Linked DNA regions of Homo sapiens: regions 2, 3, 4, 5 and 6 are each linked to region 1. A link is a loop called in an ENCODE intact Hi-C map of the cell type or tissue named here. Cell type or tissue: IMR-90. All regions are shown on one strand. Region 1 overlaps LOC105377864. Region 2 overlaps LOC105377862 (a long non-coding RNA gene). Region 3 overlaps LOC101928570 (a long non-coding RNA gene). Region 4 overlaps LOC105377861 (a long non-coding RNA gene). Region 5 overlaps LOC101928570 (a long non-coding RNA gene). Region 6 has its middle 90 kb from the start of LINC02540.

The links. Peaks named below come from ENCODE experiments on the same cell type or tissue, not always from the same donor. Only the 100,000 strongest peaks of a DNase experiment are listed, where the experiment ranks them.
Region 2: it touches region 1 in a loop (2.7-fold over the local background); 10 of 110 quality-filtered maps call a loop at or near these places.
Region 3: it touches region 1 in a loop (11-fold over the local background); 5 of 110 quality-filtered maps call a loop at or near these places.
Region 4: it touches region 1 in a loop (9-fold over the local background); 43 of 110 quality-filtered maps call a loop at or near these places.
Region 5: a loop joins it to region 1, with 8 times the contacts of the local background. A loop is called at or near these places in 11 of 110 quality-filtered maps.
Region 6: a loop joins it to region 1, with 11 times the contacts of the local background. A loop is called at or near these places in 44 of 110 quality-filtered maps.

The regions. Positions count from the first base shown.
Region 1 is chr6:77,455,954-77,459,953 of GRCh38, reverse strand. All of the region lies in intron 5 of LOC105377864, which reads right to left. Among named protein-coding and RNA genes, the nearest start is that of HTR1B, 5.5 kb to the left of the region's middle. In IMR-90, a CTCF peak has its summit at 2,016 (motif pointing right); DNase peaks (open chromatin) are centred at 2,023 and 3,233; H3K27ac peaks cover 1,179 bases.
Region 2 is chr6:76,859,931-76,863,930 of GRCh38, reverse strand. All of the region lies in intron 2 of LOC105377862 (a long non-coding RNA gene), which reads right to left. Among named protein-coding and RNA genes, the nearest start is that of LINC02540, 270 kb to the right of the region's middle. In IMR-90, a CTCF peak has its summit at 2,309; no DNase peak of the experiment used is centred here.
Region 3 is chr6:77,172,057-77,176,056 of GRCh38, reverse strand. The region is part of intron 6 of LOC101928570 (a long non-coding RNA gene); the gene reads left to right. Among named protein-coding and RNA genes, the nearest start is that of HTR1B, 290 kb to the left of the region's middle. RefSeq lists an enhancer at 1,645-2,145. In IMR-90, a CTCF peak has its summit at 2,415 (motif pointing left); no DNase peak of the experiment used is centred here.
Region 4 is chr6:76,695,728-76,699,727 of GRCh38, reverse strand. It overlaps LOC105377861 (a long non-coding RNA gene), which reads left to right. Exons shown (of 4, transcript XR_942697.3): 4 at 1-4,000. Among named protein-coding and RNA genes, the nearest start is that of LINC02540, 100 kb to the right of the region's middle. In IMR-90, a CTCF peak has its summit at 1,984 (motif pointing left); no DNase peak of the experiment used is centred here.
Region 5 is chr6:77,291,910-77,295,909 of GRCh38, reverse strand. The region is part of intron 1 of LOC101928570 (a long non-coding RNA gene); the gene reads left to right. Among named protein-coding and RNA genes, the nearest start is that of HTR1B, 170 kb to the left of the region's middle. In IMR-90, no CTCF peak of the experiment used is centred here; a DNase peak (open chromatin) is centred at 2,479; H3K27ac peaks cover 720 bases.
Region 6 is chr6:76,681,125-76,685,124 of GRCh38, reverse strand. No RefSeq gene overlaps it. Among named protein-coding and RNA genes, the nearest start is that of LINC02540, 90 kb to the right of the region's middle. In IMR-90, a CTCF peak has its summit at 2,115 (motif pointing left); no DNase peak of the experiment used is centred here.

The sequences.
Region 1 (4,000 bases):
GCAATGATGGTGTCCTCACATTAACAAAACACAATCAGTTTAGTCGAATGGGTTGTTTGCCATTTTGTAGATTAACCACCTAAATTATTGCTTGACTATTTGGCTGTATTGCCTGGATTTGGGGCATATTGTATGAAATAGAAGCTTGCAAACCCTTATAGTTATAAGAGATATAGAATCATCATTCAGCATTGCACATGATTATGCAAAGTGTAGTATTCATCCCAGGGGTATGTAGTTAAGACTGTTAAGCTCCTTTTCAGTTACTGTTGCCTATAGCATAGTTTATTTCATAAACTAGGCACATGGCTTTTTTGCAGAACATGAAGCGGGAGATGGAAATGTTTAACTTACATAGCAATGGAAATATATTTTCATTGGCTGTGGTAATAAACAACATTTTCCATATTGTTTAATTGCACAAATTTTCACAGAAATATATGAATGTATACTCACTCAATATTACCAGTATTGTCTTGTGTTTCTAGGAATTTTAGAGTTTCCTTTTAAAAATGGACACTACACCCATGAATGAATGTTTATTGAGTTCAACAAATTTTCTAAAGAACAATATTCTTAACTTTTCCTCTCTATTATCTTAGTTTTGTCTTCTTTAACCAGGAAACCCTGAGAAGATTATAATTCACTGAAGCAGTAAAATATCAGATTATGTGTATTTGATGGAGTTGCTGTGACTGAAAATTGCCTTTGGTATTCCATCTTTCAGGAAATGTATCATTGGAAATGAAATTTAGGAAAATAAATAAAAGTCCTTTTGTGTTCTAAAAAGCGTCGGGTAGTAGTTCTATTATTATGGAAAGATTGGTTCCTTGGATTCTGGGGTTGTGTTTAGGAGTTTGACCCTTCATGAGAGAATGACTAATAGTAAATGATACTGTGGCTGCCTGATATGTGCTGCCATGACTTGGGGGATTTAGTTTATATCTGAAGGAAGAATTTGAAAGGAAAGAAATGGGTTGTGCTTTCCTATTCTGCAAAGAGAGAGGGTTAGATCCACTATCACAAGAGTTTTCCAGATTAGTTTTTAGAGGGGACCTTTAGTCTCTAGGCTAGGTAGTGAGATTCCAAGGACTGTATGGTGCTTAAAATACAGGAGGAACTGGGTTAGAAGAAGACTTAAGAGGAGTAGACTGACCTATCTTAAGACCAGTGAAGTAGGCAGAAAGGTAGCTTTTGTAGTCAGTCCTAGGTTTGAATTGCAAATAAAGTATGTTAGAAATATGTGGTTCTTTTTCTCAAATACTGTCTACTTACAAGTTGATGTGAAGGCCTAGAACCTATACATGTAAAGCACTTATTGAGATGCCTGACACTTTTTTGGCTCTCAGCAGACAGGACTTCCTCTTAGCCATTATTTCCCATTGTCTCCTTTGTGGATGCAGAGTGCCTGTAGCACAGAACAGGGGTACTTGGGAGAAGTTGGACTGGAGAAGATCAAACTAGCCTGAATGGGAAAAACTTGGCAAAAACTAGAAGCGACTGAGCTTTACAGCCTTTTACAACTAATCCCCTATGCAGGTGACATACACCCCAAAGAACAAAAGGGAACATGAAGGATGGTTTGCGGTGGCTCTATCGGCCAAGAAGAAATTGCCAAATGTTTAATTATTTCTTATAGCGTCCTTTTATTCACTTTTAAACCCTCTTCCTCTTCCTTGTCTAGAGATTTCTGGCTGTCTTTCTAGAATCCAAAGTCCCTGGCCACATCCACATTTTTAATTTGCAGCACCTCATTTTTCACTTCTCTACTTTTTTCTTACCTGTATCAAATCATGATAACCAATAATGATGTTTATGGTTCTTGTTTTAACTGTGAAGGGCTGATTAAGTAATTAAGGGTTTTCACATTATCTAAAAGGGAATTGTTGAACCAAAGGAATGTGTAATTGGTGGGGATAAAGGCTTTCAACTGGGGCATCTACTCGAGGTAGAGAAAGGGTGGGAGAAGGGAAGTCTGCACTGTTAATCGAAACCCACCCTGGAACAATCCACCAGGGGGCAGAGTGTCTCTGAGATGTTTAGCAGAAGCAGGCGCAGACCATTCAGGATCTCTAAATCCCTCTTCCAGGACATTTTGCAACTGATACTAACGCCTCTAGACTCAGTGAAAACAAAGTTCCATGAGTCAAGGGAGAGGAGGTTTATCGCTGATTAGAAATAGCAGATTTTTCAGAGCTGTAAATTCAGGCAGAGAGTCTCCAAATCAAACCTAAAGTTTTTCTTCATATATGCAAACTCAGTTTTTTAAATTCATCTCTAGTCCTGATATAATGCTAAAATCTTAGCATTTTAAAACATTGTGACCTTTTATTAATGTGGCACTGAGCGAATCAGAAGTTAGGAGACAATGTACCTATTTCAAAATAAAAGGAGCTAATTATTTACATAAACATGTTTAACCATTATGATTTTTCTCATCACTGTGTTTTTCTTTTCAAAAATTGTTTTGATTTAAGGTTGATATATCCATAGTTCAAAGGTAGAACACTTGCCATTTATGATTGAAAGAAATGTCTGTTTTTTTTTTTTTTTGTTTGTTTTTTTTGCACAGAAGTAAGGTTTATTTATATGTCAGTTTTTCCCAAAAGACAGACCCTGAAGTCTGTGTAATTTTGACATTTTAAAAACAGGCATATAGAAATGTGAGTACAATCTTATGTTTCACAAAAATAAATTTCAGCATCAGAAAATGGATCACATAAAACGAGAAAACGAGTGAGATTATATCATTGCCATTCTCCTATAACGTAACTGTTACTCTAGCATTTTCATTATCCCCAATGGGGAGTTTTCTATGTGCCATTTCATACATCTGTCAGTTAAATCAGAATTTTAAAGTCAACACTCATATCTTAGGATTATACTAGGATTTTCAGTGCTCCCTGAGGGAGAGCTAGTCCCTGGAATTGAGCCATCTGTCAAAGAGAGTAACTTAACACTATTCCGAGTATAATTTGTAAAAGAAAATGTCCACTTCTTTTTACTTATTTGTATATATCTCAAAAGATCAGAGAAATCCTTTTCAAAACTACTAAATGAAAATCCATATGACAAGAATGGTCTTATAATATTTCCTGTACCAAAAGTGAACAGATGGTGATGAGGGGATCCATTTATGGTAAATGCTTTAAAAATCTACACAAGCCTTGCTTAAATGATGTAAGAAGGCATGACTCACATCCTCTCTGACTCTGTGGGAACATTCCACCCATCGGCCTCTGGCTGGTCATCCTATGTAGGGAGAACCAGATTTCAGGATATCTCCTGCTTACAAGTATGGTGACCATATGTGGTGATGGGACAGTAGTGATAGAGCAGTCCACAAAGGTTAGGTTCCTTGGCCTGAGAGCTGTGCCCACAGTACTATTGTAAACACTCTTGCATGTCTCTTCTAAGCCCATTTGCTTAATTCAGTTTGTGACAGAGTCTGTTGACATGCAGATCCCCCTGTGGTTCATCAGTCCATTTGCTCATTTATAATCGCAATTGGCTCAGGAGAGGGGCTGATCTGATTTTCTGGAGAAACAGTTTCACCACTCTTCATCTTTCCATCCCAGTCTTGCCTAGCCTTAAGGTTCTTGATGTTCACTCTTCTGCCCTGCCCCTCTAGGCTTTCCCATACAATGCTGCATGTTGGGGTAATCACACAATGGGAAGTTGGGAAGTAGCTACTGGTCTAAAACCCTCCAACATATTGATGGGTATAAAACGCAAGAGAAAATCTTTGAAGTCAGACAGACCCAACTTTAAATCTAGGTTTTGCTATCATGAGCAAGTTCCTCTGTGATGTAATAATGCACACCTTGATGTTTGAAGTTAAGAATTAAGTAAGATAATGTAATTGTTTTCAACCTTGGTGTCACATTTGATTTATCAGGGGAGATTTTAAAAAAAACTTGCTCAGACCCTGTATGAGATGAATTACATTACATTATTTACAGTAGGGTCTCATATTCTTATTTTAAAACTTCTCCCTAGG
Region 2 (4,000 bases), 600 kb after region 1:
TGGAAGACACTCCCCTGGCCTAGAAATCATCTGTGTATAGACATCATGATAGTGTAGCCAGTGAAGCTGTACAATCATTTACAGATTGAGGGTTAGAGTAATTATTCAATAGTAGGCTTTCATATCTGAGATCCTTCACAGAGTGCCATTTTAATTTTACTACTGGAAACCTAAAATAAACAGATGCTTAAAACTTCTTTGAAATATATGTATGTGAGTATTTACTAAAGGGATCAAGATTGTAACTGGCAAATAGAGGGATGCATTTTCTCCAGTCCTTTGCAGTCAATGTCAAGGATGGAGAATCCTTTAATGGAGAAAGCGTGGCAAAAGATCAATTAAGAGAAGAGAATAAACCAAAGATAAAGTTATAGGTTTCCTCCCAAAAATCATTGCCTCTCCTACACACCAACAAAAACTCCCCAGGAAAGCTACAAAGACACCCTTTAAGCCAAAACTGATCCCCTGGCCTTGGGTACGTTTCCAAAAGAAAGTCAAATTATAAAACTTTTCTCTTGGCTAAATTACTTGTATTAAGGAAATGAGGACAAAGCATAACATTTAAAAATTTTAAATTCTGGGGCAGCAGTTGGATAACATAAAGCTAAGTAAGTACATACATTTGCTAGTGTGTTAGATATTAGATGATAATTCACAATGACACTATGCCCACCCACTTGAATTTTATAACACAATTAAAAACAGACCTAAATACATAGATGATCCTCTCACCACAATTATGCATATTTAGTAATGCAGAAATGTATGACAACAGTGAATACTGACATTAGCTTGAGCATTGTGTATCTCTGCAGTGGGGAAGCAGTCCAACAATAACTTTTTATCTCACTTTTTAAAAACTCTGGCAGAACTACCAGAGAAATGGCCTTGCAGAGAATGAACGCACAAGGAAAAAGGGATTTTTCTGCATCACCTCTAAGGCATAACAAGTAGAAACAGCCTATCTCTTAATCTCTTAAATTAATAAGTACATTTAAACAATTCTCAAATTGCAATGAAATATGATACCATATTAAGGTAGGAAAATTTAGTAAATAAAAGAATGAATTTTTTTTTCTTACAAATCATTGCATTTTGCTCTACTGAACTTGGTCAAATTACATTTGCTTCCATTTCCAAATGATTTCTTTGAGGATAGAGAAATCTTAGCTTTTGTGGATACAACAGTAAAAGGTTGAATCATTTTTCAATCATTGCTTTTAATTGAGCCCTCTGAGCCTCATGACGCAGCTAAATAATGTTTCCTTTAATGACATCTCAACATATTTCATGACTTTTTCATCTCTTTCAGTATTTTAACAAACTCATTTTAGTTGCTGAGAGTTGGTCCCCCTCATTTTAAACGTCATTACCTTGTCTGATTTAACATGCTTTCATTCCTTCCCCAAAATTCATTTACCATCTTGGAATGGAGTGAAAGAGACATGAGCTTCTACCATGCACTTTTTTTTTCTCTTTTACTAACTTTATCCTCTGAAGTTGGGGCAGTGCTCAAGGTCAATTCCATGGAAATTAATTTGCTGAAATCAGTTCACCAAAAAACAATTATTCTAATGGTCAGATTGCCAAATGGTTGATTGGATGAAAAACCTATTTGTTTCTTTTAACTATACATAAATTCTATAGCAATTTCATATTGCATGCTATTTCTGTGGGTTTTAAGTTTTTTATGAGGGTTATTTTAATGACTTTTCATTTTATCTTCTTTTACAGCATTTTATACTTTCCTGCCACATATGGTTGTGTGGGATTTTACTGTAGCAAGATTCTCAGGAAGAAAGGAGGGTTGCTGAACTTCAACCCATGTTCTGATTGTGAAGTTATGAATTTATGGAGCTCTTTCAAACTGGAAGAAATTATTTATTTAATATAATGTAAAAAAAGAGATGTGCTATAAGGAATTAATAGAGAATGAGGCACTGAGAGGAAGGAACAAGAAAAAGGATCCTTTACTGGGAATAAGGTGTAAAAGAGCATAAAAAGGTAACATTTCTTAGGCTGCTAAAATGCAGGATGTAATGATGGGGGAAAAGAAAGGTCAACTGAGGGGGCAAAGATAGGAGATAGTAAAGATATTAACACCGAAAGGCTAAAAGAGGGTTGAAGCAGTAGGAAGTAGAGGTCTCTGATAAAGTTAGCATTACTTTTCTGGTATTTGAGTTGGACAGGTGAAGGGCCAACTTGTCCTACTGCAAAGGAGGTTCATTTATGTGTAGTTTGTTTAAGCTCAAGGTGTTCCTTTAGTCTCAAATGGATGACATCCCGCTGGCACCCTCTGGTGTGTATGACTATTTGTAACCACATGGTGGCAGTACTGGTAATACTGTATTCTCCATCTCCCTTTCACCCTTCCACCACCCTACCCTACCCAGAGGTGTCCAATTTTTTAGCTTCCGTGGGCCACATTGCAAGAAGAAGAATTGTCTTGGGCTACACATAAAATACACTAACATTAATGATAGCTGATGAGCTACAAAAAAAAAAAAAAATCTCATAATGTTTTAAGAAAGTTTATGATTTTGTGTTGGGCTGTATTCAAAGGCGTCCTGGGCTGCATGTGACCCACAGGTCACGGGTTGGACAAGCTTGCTAGACCCTTGGCAGATCTTGGACATATGAGAAGGTGAAAAATCTAACTCCTGTTTCTCTTAGTAATCTGTAAATTAAGGAGGAACAGTACCTGTCCCATTTCTACAGGCAGTCTACCTTTCTTTTTGATGTTCCGCCAATAGCACAAGAGAAGATCACGATGTTTCCAAGTCAATGGGCATATCATTGCCAGTCTTCCATTTGTGAAAGCAACCTCCCTGATGAGAAGGAACTGAATTTTACAGAGCTGTTCTCCTGGTCTTCTGACATTATCAGAGGGTAAAAGTGAAAATAGTATTAGCTTTTAGAGCCACATTGGTTTTTTACAGCTGGCATCCATTTGAATTAGTCAGTGTTGTGCCAAACTGGTTAGTAACTATTTTGAATATCATACATGGTTGAATTTATTCTCTGAGCTGGACCCTCTCAATAATTCTTTTTGAAGGGGTGGCTGGCCCTAATCTCAAGTAATTCTCAGAACCTACTAATTGTAATACTTCCTCTGGTCTCCAGCTTTGGGCCTTGGTAATAATTCTAGGGTGAAGAAAAATCCAGCTGGTCATTTTATACCAGTCTCCTAAAGAGTTTAATAATGCTGCCATGACAATAGGTAGTTCATTCCGTTTTTATTTAATAAGAATCTCTTTTATTATCTTATGCTTGCTTTGATTAATAGTAGAGTACATTATGATGTTTATCCATTTACTCATATAGGTATTCAACACATAAATACGTAGTTTGTATTATGTTTTAAGCAATTTAAGTAAAACAAAAATAAATATAAATAAAATTATAGCCATAAAACCAAGATGCTTAAGTTTTGAGATGAGAAGAAAAAAAGGTCTTAGTATGTTTAGATAAAGCATAGTGACAGTTGAACCAAAGAGATTATGTATATATTTGGAGCAGATTAATTTTACCTGGTTCTTGAAGGAAAGATAGGAATTGAAGCCTCAAAAATAGAAAAGATGTAAGATGGAATGGAGATATCATCAGAGCATTTATCTTCTCATCTGATTTTTTTCTTAAAAGTAGTTAATAATTTTTTCTGCTTTGAATTATATTTCTCTATTCTTATAAAATCTTGTCTGCATCTTGATTAATTTAGACATTCTTAATGACCACATCATAAACTTTTAAGAAAATAATTTCTCTATCTAAATTTTAGTTACATTTTGAGTGCCTACTTATTTGCCTTTCAGAAATAAAAGATACTGTCTTTACCGTCAAGGAACTCACAATCTAGTAATAAGGAAATATGATGGGTAATTAATACTATTCCATTCAAAGTTTCAATTTTGATAGAGAAGCAGGCAACTTACAGTCAAGGTTATTCTTTGTGTGTCAAAGAATTATTGAGAGGGGCAATAATGTGTGTCAAATAATAATC
Region 3 (4,000 bases), 280 kb after region 1:
TACAAATCAGGTGATATACTTTTCTTGTTTACAACTCTCCAATGGTTTCTGTCAGAATTAGAGAGGCCGGGCACCATGGCTCACACCTGTAATCCCAGCACTTTGGGAGGCCGAGGCGGGCAGATCACCTGAGTTCAGGAGTTCCAGACCAGTCTGGCTAACATGAAAAAATCCTGTCTCTACTAAAAATACAAAATTAACCAGGCATGATGTTGCATGCCTGTAATCCCAGCTACTCTGGAGGCTGAGGTAGGAGAATCACCTGAACCTGGGAGGTGGAGGTTGCAGTGAGCCAAGATAGAGTCACTGCACTCCAGCCTGGGCAACGGAGTGAGACTCTATCTGAAAAAGAAAAAAAAGATTTAGAATAATTTTTATCACAATTAAAATAGAAGGTCCTACCTCTCTTTCCTCTCCTCATGTCATTTACTCTGTCATTCACTAAGCTGTAGTGGCATTAATCTTTTTTATTGTTGTTGTTCCTCTAATATGCCAGAGCATTTGCAACAGCTCTAGCTTCTACTTGAAATGTTCTTCCTGTAGATCTTTGTGTGATCCCTTTAGTACCATGAAGAACTGAATGATCAAAGCATCCTCTCACAAACCATAGCACTTACCAATACAAGAGTGCCAAATAATTACTAAAGTATACAAGGAAAAAGCAAGTAAACAAACCATATTTCACCATTGTTTCCAGGATAGCCAATTGAAATCATAGGCATGTGATTCATTTGTTACACAAGATAGATTAGAAAACCTGAATAGCTATATGACTGTTAGGGAAATTGAATTTGTAGTTACAGCCTTCTGAAAAATAAATTTCTAGGCTCAGATATATCCACTATAAAGTCTACCAAACACTTAGTGGAGAAATAATACCAAATCTGCACAATCTGTGCCAAAGAATAGAAGAGAAGATTACACGTCCTAACTCATGTTATAAAGTCAGGATTAGCCTTGTATCAAAATTATACAGATAATAAAAAAGAAAAGAAAATACAAACCTATTTCCATCATGAATATGGATGCAAAAATTCTCAAAAATATGTTAGCAAATAATGCCCATGAATATATTAAAACATACTAAAACACTAATGTACCATGACCAAGTGGGATTTAGTCCAGGCATACAAGGATGGTTTAATATTAGAAAATCAGTCAATGTCACCCACCACATCAGTAGTCTAAGGAAGAAAAGTCGCATTTTCTTATCAATGGATGTAAAAATATTTGAACAAAAATCCAACACCTATTGAGATTAAAGGTTGAACTTATTTTTTTCCCCAAGATGGTGGATTAGAGGCTTTGTTAGCATGCCTCATCTACTTGTAAATAGCAAAATAGTGTGTGGAATTTCACAGTGATCTTTTATTCAAGAAGGAAAATGAGAATTCATTGGAAAAGTGAAGTACACTTCAGATTCCGGGAAAGAGAAGTTGGGCAAGCAGCCTTTATGATCACATTTGGCTGAGAACTGTGAGTGTAACCCCAATATGGGAGAAGGACAGAGAGTGTACCTCTGTGATCTACCTTTCAATGGGGGAACCATACAACCAGGCCATGGAAGAGCACCTTGTCCCTCCCAAGTGCTGGATCTGACTTGGGGAGTGGCTGAGTGACTGTGAAAAGGAAAGGCGCTAGAAAAGACTTCAGGCATTTTCCCAGGAGGATGCCATTCTCTATCCAGGCACATACCAAGCCAGGTAATATTTGGCAATCTGGCTGCAGTGGCCACTGAGTACATTTAAGTCTTGGGCTGGAGATTGAAGCACTTGGTTTGGAGTATGGGAAGGGCGCCCATCAGCAGAACTGAGAGGCAAGTGTGGAATGTACTCCAGCTGCAGGCACTGGAATTGGGCTCTCTCCCTCATGGGACTAGAGCAGGAGGAGATTTTGCTGGAGCCACAGTTTTGCCTGGGTGGCAAGATTGCAGACAGCAACAGCTTTGTACCTGGGGACCAGTCTATGTGTGACATTGCAGGGTACCTCATCTTGCTCTCTTAGGAAAGAGACTGAACTCTGCTGATTCCGAGGAGTGGGAGGGAGGCTGATCCCAATCCTACTTGCCTGGATTGAAAGCGTGGGCCACCCCTCCCTTCCTGTGCGGGGAACTTGGTGCATCAGTGGTTTCTCAACTCCTTGCCTGGGCATATCTCTGGGCATTTGGTGGCTGCCCCTTGGACTCCCACTGAAGCTGGTGCTTGCACCAGCCATTGGGGGACTCACGTGTCATCTTGTCCAGTCCAGCTCTGCCCAGCTTCATTTCCCCCACTCTGGAGCTAAGTATGGAGCCCGGGTGACGGTACATTCCATGGCCCTGCCCATTGCCTGAGACACTGGAGAACTCCTGGTAAACAAAGATCAAGCAGAAGGCCTACTGTTACTTCCACATCCAGCTTTTGCCTGCTAGCGTCACCTACTGGCCTAGAGGTAGGCCTGAACAACCCAATACATAATCTGCTGACACAACTGTATGGCACTTGGGAAAAACATACAGTTCTTAAAAATCCTGCCACCTCAGCTTCACAGGAGGCTGTGAGACTGCTCACATGCACAGTGTACCACTTCTACAACCAGCATTTGAGCCACCACAATAAGGCTATCTATAACCAAGGAATTCATACGGTGCGTCACCATTGAAAACATACAGAAGCAAAGCCAAATAATCCATGAAAACATACAGAAGCAAAGCCAAATAATCAACATACATTATAGTCACATCCTCAAGGAAAACAAAGTCCTGTCCCAGTGAAAATAAACTCGGAGAGTGGACGGAAGAAAGACACAGAAGCTGGGATGAAGGGAGAGAAAGTTGGGAACCCGCATGGGCTATTGTGCACCAGGATTCGTTTTTAACCACAATAGCTCTGAGGCAATGGGTGAGTTGAACTGGCAAGGAGCAACCCACTCTCACCATGGGCTCTGAAACCCCACCAGGAAGGGACCCCTTGACCACCACAGACACTTGAGATGACTGGGAGAGTTGCTTAAAGAAGTGGGGTGGGGCAGCAACCAGCTGATGTGGAGCCCAGAGGGTTGGTGCTGGAGCACCTGTAGTGGAGCATGGCCAGGGACAGCCATTCTTCTAGGCTCAACTTTCTCCCATAAGAGACTTTAGCCCCAGGGGCACTATTTGATGTGATCTTTGCAGGATGGTCTTGCACATCAGACGGTGCTGGTCGGACCTGAGCACCCGTTGGTCTGCTGGCCTCTCCCAGGGGCCCAGCCTGCCCACATCTGCTTACAGGGCAGTCTTGGTTGCCCTGCGGGCCCACACCATAGCTTCTGTGCCTGACCAGTAGAGAGCTCCAGTGAGGTGACCCCTATGGCCGCACACTAGCCTGCATGCTCTCTTCCTATACTGCAGCATCCCCTGAGCCCATGGCAATGGGACTGGTATGTGTCTGCATGGGTGCGTTTTACTTTACTTGCACCACTAGCAAATGAGAGTGCAGTCCATCACCTCTCTCCATGCTTGCCACCTTTGCAGAGCAAGCCTTGGTGAGCACAGAGCCAGCCAGCCCCATCCCCACCAGTGCCCCAACCCTGCACTAACACTGTGCAGAGAACAGTGGATCCTCCCATACCCTGAACAATCATTCCTGCTTGTGAGGCTAGCCAAATCCAGTAGTGCCTCAAAAAGTTTATCCACCACAGTCAAGTAGGCTTTATCCCTGGATGCAAACTTGGTTCAACATACACAAATCATTAAATGTAATTCATCACATAAACAGGACCAAAGACAAAAACAACATGATTATCTCAATAGAAGCAGAAAGGTCTTTCAACAAATGTCAACATCTCTTCATATTAACAACCCTGAATAAACTTCGTATTGAAAGAACATACCTCAAAATAATAAGACGCATGTATGAAAAACACACAGCCAACATCATACTAAATGTGCAAAAGCTGGAAATATTTTCCTTGAAAACCAGTATAAGAGAAGTACGCCCTCTCTCACCACTCCTATTTAACATAGTATTGGAAGTTCTGGCCA
Region 4 (4,000 bases), 760 kb after region 1:
AAAGAAATCAAGTCAAGCAGAAATTGAGTTGATTCTTCTATCCCTTGTATCTCTCAGCTTGGAGAAGTCCTTTTTACTCCACATTGTCATTCACAAACAACTGATTAAAAGAGGGACAACATGGTTTCACTGAGCAAACATAGCCCCGTGTAGGAGTGGGAAAAAGCACAAGGCAGTGACAGACTGAAACTCTCTGGAGAAGTCACTCATCTCAGCTGACTATGAAGACTCCATGTGGGACACCATAGAGACCTCTCCATTCTTAATAACTGCTCCCTATAGTACTATAATCCTTGGGCTCTGTTGCTTCAACATTCTATGGTTTATTAATGAGATCCAATATGAGTTCACTCCTGTCCATTATAGTTGCTTCTTATGAAAAGAAAGGAGATCCTATGAGGTTTTGTTCCATCTGTTCAGTACCTCCAATGCCAACAGTATGATCTCCTTTCTCAGAAACACAGAAAACCAGACATACTGGGGTGGGCATGCTTCACATTTCTCCATAGCTAATGCATGACCTCCAATCATATTCAACCCATGCTCAATTCATCATTTGCTTATGCTGTCTGCCAACCTAAAAAATCTTCTAGTATTTGTGTATTCTCTCACCACATAATACTAATACTCTGAAATTAATTGTGTTTTCCACTACTTTTGCATACCATCCAAAATCTTGCACACTAAGCAAGGATTGACTTTTAAAATGCATATTTATTTTTACACATTAGCACTTTGGAGAAAGAAAGAAATCCCTTCTCCTTTTTATAATTGAGTGCTCAGCAGTCGTGGGCTCATAGTTGACATCTAACCAAAAAGCTTAACATCTACTGCTAGTTTCAGCCCAAACACCAATAAGCTGGATACATTTGTGTCAGTTCCTTACTTTCTCTATCAGTTTTTTTCACTTGAATGGGCTGAACACAATAAGTGATTACTTAGCAACTAAACTTCATATTAAACAAGCAATTATTGTGTGTCAAGGACTGTGCTAAGCAGTGTCAACATTCTGTGGTGACTTACAGATTCATTTCTTAGCAAATGTCTCTGTGGTTGTTAAAGTTTATATTAATTATATTTTGAAATATTTGAACAGTTATGATTGCACTTTTAGAAACATTCACCTTCCAATGTCTAAATTTTACTGGGATTTTAAGCTTTATTTTATTCAAGATTTTTAATATTTTCCAAGTATTATTGATCATACAAATAGGAATGTTCTTGGCAAGATATTTCAAGGAATATTAACGGTTATTGGCAGAATTGGATGAGGAGGTTAATTAGAAGTTATTGAGGACACATTCTATTTGTTAGGTTCTGCACATATGTTCACTAATTTAGGTATTATTAGTCCCGTTTTATGACTAAAAATAGAGAGTCAGGGAAAGTAATGGTCACATAATTACAAAGGCAATGCTAAAAGCCGAGTTTCACCTGTTGACCTCATCTGAGCACAAAGCCCTTCAATACACCAGAGTACCACACTTCTGTGGAAAGGCAGTGATTTATTCTGGTCATTTTCTAGCATATATAATATTGGCCACATTTCCTAGTAACCCACTATTGTTTAAATAAAATGCCACACAGCTCAGGTCAAAGGGGCCATTTTTTTCTGTTGACTTCCTTTTCATATCTTTGACACTATATTTTGCTGTCTCTTCTCAAAATTCCTACAAAAGCATTTTGATGCTAAAGTCGAGCTTGGAATAGAAGTTTATAAATGTTTAGAAGGAAATAAGAAATGCAATAACTGCTTTATTAAGTATAAGAGATTACTATACACTGAGTTTAATTAAAACTATGGGAGCTGGTGAGATGGAGAGACAGATAATCCAGATCAGACCGGTTTCTACAAATTCCACTCCCTTCCTGCAGATCACACCCTGAGAATAGGACAGTGCCCCCTGGTATCAAAGGAAATGGCCAGATCTCACAGATTAACCCTTGCAGGTACATTGCACAAACCAATAAAGTTTCAGTATCATCAGTGCCACCTTCAGGGGCATAAATGAAATAGCAAATTTTTCTATTTCTCAAATGTTTTTAGAATTAATGCTGGAGCAGGAATATATGCTAATATGTATCTTTGTACATTTTCTACAAACAATATAGTTTCCTAAATTTTTATAATAATATATTCCGTTGTAATGAGCTATATGCTAAGATTTCCCAATAGCTGATAACTCTTTAATCCCAGTAGAAATATGTGAAGAATTTGTGGCTAAATATAAAATAGGCTGGGGAAAAATTGTTAGTGGTTTTCAGATATGTAATATTAGTTAAACTTGGTGTCAAAAAGGACACTAGTTGGCAAGGTGCGGGATTTTGTTGTTGTTGTTTTGTTTTGTTTTGTTTTTTTTAGCTTACAGAAAAACAGAATGAAATCATAGGTCTTTTAGAAATCCTACCTCTTGCCTCCTGCCAACTGCTGAAAGCATCTGTAATAGAAGTATTGCCTAATGCAGTTTGGAAAGAGGGATACATGTGCCCAAAGGAAATCCAATTAAGAGAATATATAACAACAACAAAAAAGATATGTGATTTAATGCCAATGGGTAATAATTAATTATAGTGAATTTATTTAACCAATAAGTGATTTAATTTTTATCAAAACTTGGAATTAACTACCATACTTAGCCTTTTGATTGCATGTTCTGCCCCTCCCTGACCCTATTTCTGCATGACTTTCTGCCCAGTGGACTGCACTCTGTAGGCCCCAAGGTCCTCAGCTGCTGGCACTTCTCCAGGGGGCTCCCTTGGAGATCAATTCTTTCTATTTTCTGCACCTCATTATGATTATCAAGCTTTCTCTCTACCAAATGCCTCTAATTCTTATTTCATTCCTTGAGCTCTATGAATTACTGTTGCTGGCTGGTTCTATTAACTTGAATGAGTATTAAGTGCTAATCTTGTCTCCTCTTCTAGTATAACTTTTAACAAACATTTAAGTTTAGTGTTTAGCTTCAATCCATATTGAATATTCTGATGGAAATTTCCAGTGCTATGGCTTGTGGTTGAAAGAATTATCATGAATATGAGATATAGTTAAATGTAACCGAGATAACACTAAATATATAGATGAGAACATTAGACTCTACTTATGTCCCTACAGTTAGCCATCTATGTGATATTGAGCAGGGCATTCCTCACTTTCTAGATCCCAATTTTACAGTCGTAGAAGAAAGTCATGAGACACACAACCTGTACGCATCCTTCTAAGTCTCCAGGATTCTTGCTTTATAGAGTTACAATGCTAAGACATATATGTGTGAACAAACATAGGTCCAAATTCTTAAGGAATGTTGTCTTCAGACCTAATTGGTGAAAACAATCTATAATTATAAAATGCACTTGAATAGTTTAACTGAATCTCCACAGTATTCCACGTGTGTATCAGTTAAGACAGGTTAGGTTACACTTCTTTAACAAGCAATCCTCAAATCTCACTGCCAGAACACCACTTTACTTGCTGCTGTTGCAAAGTCCACTGCAGTTTCAAGCAGTTCTCCAGAACACCTCTCCTCCTTGTTTTGGTTTAATGCTCCAAGTTGCTTGGATCTTATTTTACCTCTGTATTACGATGTGCTTCTGTGAACAAGGAAAGCAGATGAAAGGCAGTGTGGAGAGTTGAACACCATCAATAAATGCTTATCCACAGTTCTGCTTATATAGCCACACTTCATCTTTTAAGGGAAGATATGTAGTCACGCCTAACTTCAATAAAATAGAGAATAGTGATCCACACATGTACCCAGAAGTAGAAAAGAATCAGATATTGGTGAAGAGAAGTAATACTTACTACAGTGTAACATGGGCATTGAGAATCATCAGAAATTCAAAGTAACAACCACAATGAGTAATATAATGTGTTTACATGAGAAGACAATGAATACAAAACACAGTAACAAGTCTACAGAAGTCTGCTGGAATTCTTGCTGTAAAGATACACATGGACCTGTGGATTCATTTATTTATTCATTTAGCATTTAATTAATATTCA
Region 5 (4,000 bases), 160 kb after region 1:
TTCTTAAAAAATGCAAAGAGAATGAATGTAAGTTTTCTCATTACAAAAGTAATACCTATGTGAGGCAATACATTTGCTAATTACCTAGAATTAACTATTCCACAATGTACCTATACTTCAAAACATCCTATTGGACACAATAAATGCATACAATTTCATCTGTCAATTAAAAAAATTTAACAACTCCGCTCTTTGGGGCCCGTAATGGTTTCTAAGAGTATATATAATTCCTATGCCATCATCACATATATTAATAATATTCCATTACTAATACCCAACATCTTGTCTATATTAAAATATTTCCAATTTTCCACAAACATATGATTATAGATAATTGTTTGTCAAATTAGAATCAAATTAAGTTCTCATTGTTGTGATTTGTTTCTGTTTCAACTCCAAATGTGCAGCCCACACCCTACTTTTGATGCCATTGCTATGTTGGAGAAACCAGTTCTCTTATTCAATGGAATGCTTCAATTTCCACGTTTGGATGAGCATTTCCTTTGATGTAATTAATTTTTCTTCTATTCTCCGTGAACTTGTAGTTAGATGTGGAGGAGTGATTAGATTCAGACACATTATTTGGCAAAAATACGTCCCATATGGGTGGATGCTTTCAACTTCCCCTTGAAGGATATCTTGAAACACAATGTCTTGTTCTTGTGTTTTTAGTGAATGCTGAAGTTGATCAGTGGGTACAGGTGGGGTTAACCTAATTTATACCACAAAGTTTCTCATTAACATTTCACTTAATACCTTTAGAATCCATTTAATAATTATGTCTTGGGGCCATTAGCTTACTTTGGGTGATTTTCTAATTCTATCATGCTTCTTGCATTTTTTAAGCTGAACCTTTTCTATAAAGAACAATTTTTCCTCACTTTCTATTGGTTATTCTGAAAATCAAGCCATTTAGTAATTATAGAATAAATGCTTGAACATTTTCCTTTATTTTTCAATGTTAATGTTAATGAATTGGTGCACTAGTAGTCAGCAATGCTGTCCAATAGGGACTTTTAAAAAATAATTTAACAATACAGTAATTTTATATATGATTTATTTTAATCAATTGCAATCAATATTATTTTAATAACAAAATTAGTCCAACATTACTAGTAGCAGGCCCTTCATGTTGGTTCCTAGGTTGCATGTCATGACTCTGACTAGTCATTTGAAAACTCTTCTTCCTGGTAAACTAAGATTTCCCAGGCTTGTCTTGTACATTTCTTGCCCCAAATATGGAAATAGCCATTTCTGCAGAAGTGCCTCAACATCCCTACTTAAAACAATTTAGAATGTCCTAAATACTTAGGGAAAGAAAGATAAATGAGGCAAACTCAAAACTTTCAGATTTTGAGGTCATAATATTTAATTCGGGTATTCTGTTTGATCAAATTACTCAGATAATTTATAAACACCATTACAATTTTGATAAGATATAAAAGATGTACAGTTCATTGTGTTATCACTTTGATAAACTTTTTTCAAATCCATTATTTTAACACTTCTTTTAAATAGAGTATTACCTATAGCCCCAATAATGGCAAATATAAAAAAAAAGCATGACTAGCTACTGTGTTTGAAGCAGAGATTCGTGGGGGTCCAGGCTGAGAGTGAAACGCTGAACCAGGAGACTCCAGCCTTGCCCATTGAAACATTTCTTGGCTGACCCTTATGTGAGACCCTCTAGATACCCCCTAGGGTTCTCAGGCTTTGTTGAATGTAGCTTGAAAGCAATTGATTTATATCAGTTATTTTCAAAGTGTGCTACCCAGACCTGCAACATCTGCATCACCTGGTACTTTAGAAATGCACATTTTCAGCCCTAACCCACACCCACTGAGTCAGAAATCCTGGGACTAGAACCCAGAAATCTATGTTTTAACAAATCTTGATGCACACTGAAGTTTGGGTGTCACTGCTTTTATAACAGTCCATGTTTTTCAAAGTGCCCTTTCCTATACCCACTCCTTATATTTTTATAACACCCATGGTGTGCAGATGCTATCTCTTCTTTGTAGATGGGAGACCCTAAGAAGGTTATAATTAACATTCAGGTTTTCTCACTTTTGAATTGGGACACTTTTTATCATATCATTTAACCATGATGACCTGTCTCTTCTGTCATGGAAATTCTGTATTTCAAATGCTGGGATGTATTTTTAAATGATACTTGGCAATTATGTAAGGAGAGCAAGAAATGCTTCACTTGTGAAAATTCCAGAGTTGTTGATGGAATACATATACATGCCTGTAAAACTGTAATCTGCATGCAGAAGTTACATTTATCTTGTGGGGCTGCAGGAGCATCACATGAAATCCAGCTCTGGGTCTTCACTTAGGGACAGCAGTGTATTGCTGCACACATGTGAACTTAGCTACTCCCAACATTCCCCCTTCTATTGTTTCTTAAGCAATCACCTATCTAGAGAACTGGCTGCAGGATAAAATGCCTCTATTTTAAATGACTCATTCTTGAGGCATCCTGGACTATAAGAAACACTTTAGACTTCAGTCATTCCTTGCAAGACATGCAAGAAACTGAGTTTAAAGATAAGAGTATATTTTTTCCTCCCAAGAGACAAATGGCTTGATTATTTGTTCAGGTCTCTGGAGCTGCTGGAGCAGTGGCTACGGTGTAAAGGGCATCGTGGGCAGTGAGAAGGAGATTTAGCACCCAAGGAAATGAAAAAAAATATTAGCACTGTTGTTATCTGTACTTACAAAGGAAGACCTGCATGGCAGATAACAGCATTCGAAGTTCTCTTTTCTATTTATCTTGCTTTACATCTTCTGAACAAAACCAACGTGTAGACAACTGAAGCTTGTTCTAATAACAAAATTGTTGCCTGAAATGAAATTCTTGACATACCAATCATTCTCTATAGCCAAATCATTTTTTTCATACAAAACATGTTTGAAGAACACTTTAATGAATGTTTTGCACTTAGTCATCTACTTTATTTTCTTTGCTAAGAGGTCCTTCAATAACCATAAAAGAACAAATTTTGCTGGGAGGCATAAAGTATTTCCTGGAATGTTATGAGCATAAGGTCTTCCTAAGATGTTAACGGAAACAAAAACCGATGATAACTAGAACAAAAATGACTTTGTGTAAGAGTGTTCTAAGAGAATTGCCTAATAGACTTTAGAAAGGCCAAATACTAATTAGACTCTTAACTGATGAGATAGACCATGACAAGTTTAAGGCCATAGTCTTTGAGTTTGTGGAGAGTGCCTGGAGACACATTTTAGGGAAGGAGGCAGTGACTCTGGGCTTAGCCCAGATAAACCAGTGTCTGCATGTATATTATAATTTCCCTTGAGTGAGGCACACCTCCCCGCCTTGTCCTGAACCTCACTATATCTGAACCTTTTATGCCACTGATAGAAGTCAAATTTTGCATGAGCTATCCTTGAGTAGAATAAAATTTTTTAACACTATGGTTAATATCAGCTTCTTTTCTGAGAGCAGGTGTTGGAAACCAAATGGAGTATGAAACAGGGAGTTTATATCTCCACTTAGTTAGACTGCCTTCTGAAATACCTGTAGAAAGAATTTAAAAAGCAAGCATCTATCAATACAGTCACTTGTAAAATAACGTCCAGTGAACTTTACACAAAATTGGTTAGAAACAGAGGCAATGAACTTGCTCTTCTGTCTCACCTCATGCCCTGCCAAGGGCAAAGGCTGTGGTTTGAATACAAAGAACAGTTAAATCAAGGGCTTATTTACTAGATATTTTATTTTACTTCACTTACAATGTAGGTTCTACGAAGCTGGATAGATTGACTCTATTTAATCATATTTGCCAGGAGTTTTTGCAGTTACTGTTTTCTCCATCTCGTTTTTTAATTAACTTTATTTCTTTTTAAAATATATTTTCATATTTCAATCACTACTCTTCTTTATAATTATATCCTTATTGTGATTAAATGGGCTTATTTTATTGCTGATTTTATGTCTAATCACTAGAATTGAAAATTTTGTTCTTCAAAT
Region 6 (4,000 bases), 770 kb after region 1:
ACATCTGGAGGAAGTTGCAGGAAGAGCTGGTGGATCCACAACAACAGAGGAGCTGCAGCAGCATGTAACCGTACATTGACCTCCCAAGCACAATCATAGCTGCTGCTTCACATCCCCTTCCCAGTCTCATGTAAATGCCTCTTGTGACTAAGACTAGCTCAGTAACAAATGGGGAAGAGAGTTTCAGCTTCGAATAGTCGATACAGGACAAAGCCAGTACGTGTACGTGTGTGGGTGTGTGTGTGTGTGTGTCTTTAATATAAAAACAGATAACTAATGCAATATATCTAGTGTGCTTGGATTTCTTGTGAAGGAGAGTGAGAGCTAAGTTTTGCATTAAAGTTGGGGTGGAGCGGAAATAGGGAGTCCTTGGTGGATGGAATGGGACAGCGGAAATGGGAAGCAGTTGTATTTGGATTAGGCAAATGATAGTCATTAGGGAACTAAAGAATAAGGTCTCAAAAAAAGGGGAGAATTGGGTATTTTGGATTTGTATACAAGTTTCTAAGGAGAAGCATCCTGAGCCTGGTCAGGTACTATATTTTCACCCCAAAATACGATGAATTAGGGAGGTGAAATCAGAGAAATAAGTGTGGCCTAAGCCTGCTAAAACAAATGCTTTCTTCAAGTGTGTCAAAGGGAATTAACTTATGACTATTCACTCTCGTACTGAACACCACGACCACAAGATGAACATTTGACTTTCAGAATCTGAGGTAGAGAAAGACAAGATACTTTCTCAAGGATTCTGGCAGCTCCTTAAATAAGAAGTGAGAAAAAGCACATGGAAGGGAGATGGAGGAAGAAAAGTCCTGTATCAGCCAAGGTGGGGAAGTAGGAATGTGGATGTTCTTGTCTGTAATACCAATGGCAGAGCAAACCTGAGGCATCTGCAGGATGCACCAAGCTGCCTGGCAGGTAGCACAGTTCCCAGGTGACCACGTTTACCAGACACAGCAGGGTAGCAGCTGCAGCCCAGAGCCCAACAATCCCAGGCCAGAGCGGAGCACCACAGAAAGAGAGCATATTTGCCCACATTAAGATTTACTGAGTAATCACAAGCCCAGGACCACATTGGCCATCTGGGGAAATAGGAAGCTGAGAGAAGGGCCTCTGACTATGGGCAGGGTGCATGCCTCTGGGAGGGGAAGGAAGCAGTTTCGGTGACTACATTTTTGGTCATTCTCAATGAAGAGCAATTCCAATAACAGAAAAACCAGCTTCCCCAAACTTAGATTACATGTGATTCCTAATTATGTCAGTGTGCTTTGATTTTTATCTGCATTTACAGCATGCAAACTTTTTCTTTTTCAATTGACAGATATCATTGTATGTCTTTATAGTGTAAACTTTAAGATAAAATTCTACAGTTGATTTATATATCTTCACATTCTCAAATGACTAAGTTGTCTTTGATTATAGAAAATAATATTTGTTTGTTTATTTGCACCTTAGATTTAATTAGAATACAGTTTTAAATTTTGGAAAAGAGTAGATATTTTGCTACTTTATTCTATGAAATATACATTATGATAAGTAATAAATGCTGTGTCTACATTATAAAAATTACTATTCCAATACAGACTAGGTAGTAATTGAATGTATTGCTGATTAGAAAATTACTATACTTGGAAGGAGTAGAGAAGCTTTTTCAGGCTGCTAAGCTACTATAGGTTAAGCGTAAGTATGGTATATATGGGGAATTTGAAATTTTTGCTTTTGGGTTTTCTATGACTGCATGAACATCCTCTTATATATTTTGCAGATATTTCCAGTTTTGAGATATTCTAATTTTTGCACTCAATTATCAAAATTTAGTAGGTTTTATTTCCTTTTTATACTAAAATTATAAATTTTGCAGGTATTTGCAGTTTTTAGATATTTTAATTTTTGTACTCAATTACCAAAACTTAATAGGTTGTATTTCCTTTTCCTACTAAAATTAGATGCACACAAAGCAAAACTCCTGCCCCTCTTGCTTTATCAGGGTGAGTATGCACATGTGAAACTGAGGGAGGAAGAAACAGTACCTACCTGGTGACATTACTCTAAACATGGTGTTTTTTTAGCATAAGAGAAATAAAAGGGAAATGTCTCTACTGTTGCCACCTTGTGGCTAAATATGTATAAACAGACCGGAAAAGTTTTTTTTTGTTTTGTTTTGTTTAATAGTAAAGAGCTGTTTAAGAACTGGGTGAATATTTATTTATAAATAAATAATTACCATAACATTTATTATACATGACAATTACATTCACATATTTTATTTTTAAATTATTTTTTTAAAATATGGAATATATGTGTTATATGATATACCTTCATAGAAATTTTATCTTGAGGGAATATCTTTAGTTATCTAACTAAATCTTTTAATTTTACAAGTGAGAAAATTAGGAAATAGTGGTATAGTCTTATTTTGCTTTCCACTATATCATAACTGGTTAAATAGAGAAATAAAAACGTAGAATACAATTCTTTAAACTATATAGGATGAATAATTTTAGGACATATAAACTTTCTAAAGTTTTATAAGAATAATTAGAAATGATTTTGGTGATAAAATAAAATCAAACTGATAGATTAAATTCATTTTTTAGTGCCTAGTATATATAAAACTGTTTTGGAAATCAATTTTTCCTTCCTCTCTGGTTTTAGAATCCCCACCTTTTAGTTGGTCTCAGCTGGCATGCCTATGTGACTAATTCCTGACCTATGGTTTGTAAGGACAAGAGATGTGCACAGTTTTCAGGTCATTCCTTAAAGGGCTGATTGTGCTCTTTCTCCCTCCTGAAATGTAGACATGGAGGTAATCTATTTGGGGTCACATGAAGGAAAACAATCCCCAAGCATTTCAAAGCAAATTCTTAGAATGAACTTGGGTCCCTGACACCACAGAGTGACCACACTAGCCCTGGACTTACACTCTGATTCTTAAGTATGAGTCTGTTATTTTGAGACTCTTTTACTCTAGCAAAGTTTCTATCAGAACTAATAAAATGCAACAATTTTTCAATGGTGCTAATGCTGCCATAACAAATACTGCTAACAGTGTAGCTTAAACAACAGAAATGTGTTCTGTCAGTTTTGGAGGATGGAAGCCAAAACTGTATCAGCTGGCTTGTTTCTTCTGAGTCATCTCTTCTTGTTTTGTTCTTGGCCACCTTCTCACTGGTCTTTCCTCTGTGTGCACACATGTATGTGTTCTAACCTCCTCTTCCTATAAAGATCCCAGTCAGATTGGATTAGGGCCCAACTGAATAAGCTCATTTTATTTATCACCTCTTTAAAGACATTATCTCCAAATACATTCACACTCTGTAGTTTTGAGGGTTAGGACTTCAACATGCATTTTGCTGGGACACAATTCAGCGCAGAACAGTGAAAATGTTACTTGTTTAACTTAAAAATGCTATATAGCAGATAGTTCAGACTGAGATGCCAGTAGCACAAACCAAAAGACAAATATATTGGGTAAGTAACCATTAAAAAAAAATATCAAAAGCTCTGTGCCTGTGTCTCCCTATTAATAATTTGTGTTTTCTCTGACATGACTTTGTCTTCTCAGTTTCTTTTTTTTTTCCTCTTCAACCTTGAAAATTTGGTCAATTCTCCTGCATCTACATCGTCTCACTAGGACCACTCATTCAGTAACATATGCCCTACTACTACTGTCTCAGTCTTTCCACACATCTCCAGGCTCATATATTCATGCATTTCCTTCTTCACATCTCTATATAGATATATAATAGGTATCTCAAACTTAGGGTAGCCCAAATAGAAGCCTTGATTTCTTCCTTAAAGCCAATTCCTTCTCACCTTCATAAACGGCACCACTATCCACAAGTTTTCTAAAGCCAGGACCTAGGAACAACCCTCAATTCTTCTCATTCATCATCCCTGACTCTCCACCCACCCTCATATGATCTGTCATGAAGCTAACTCAGTTCTTCTACTAAAACATACCTAGTTTCCATCCTCCTCTCCACTGCTGTGAAACCTG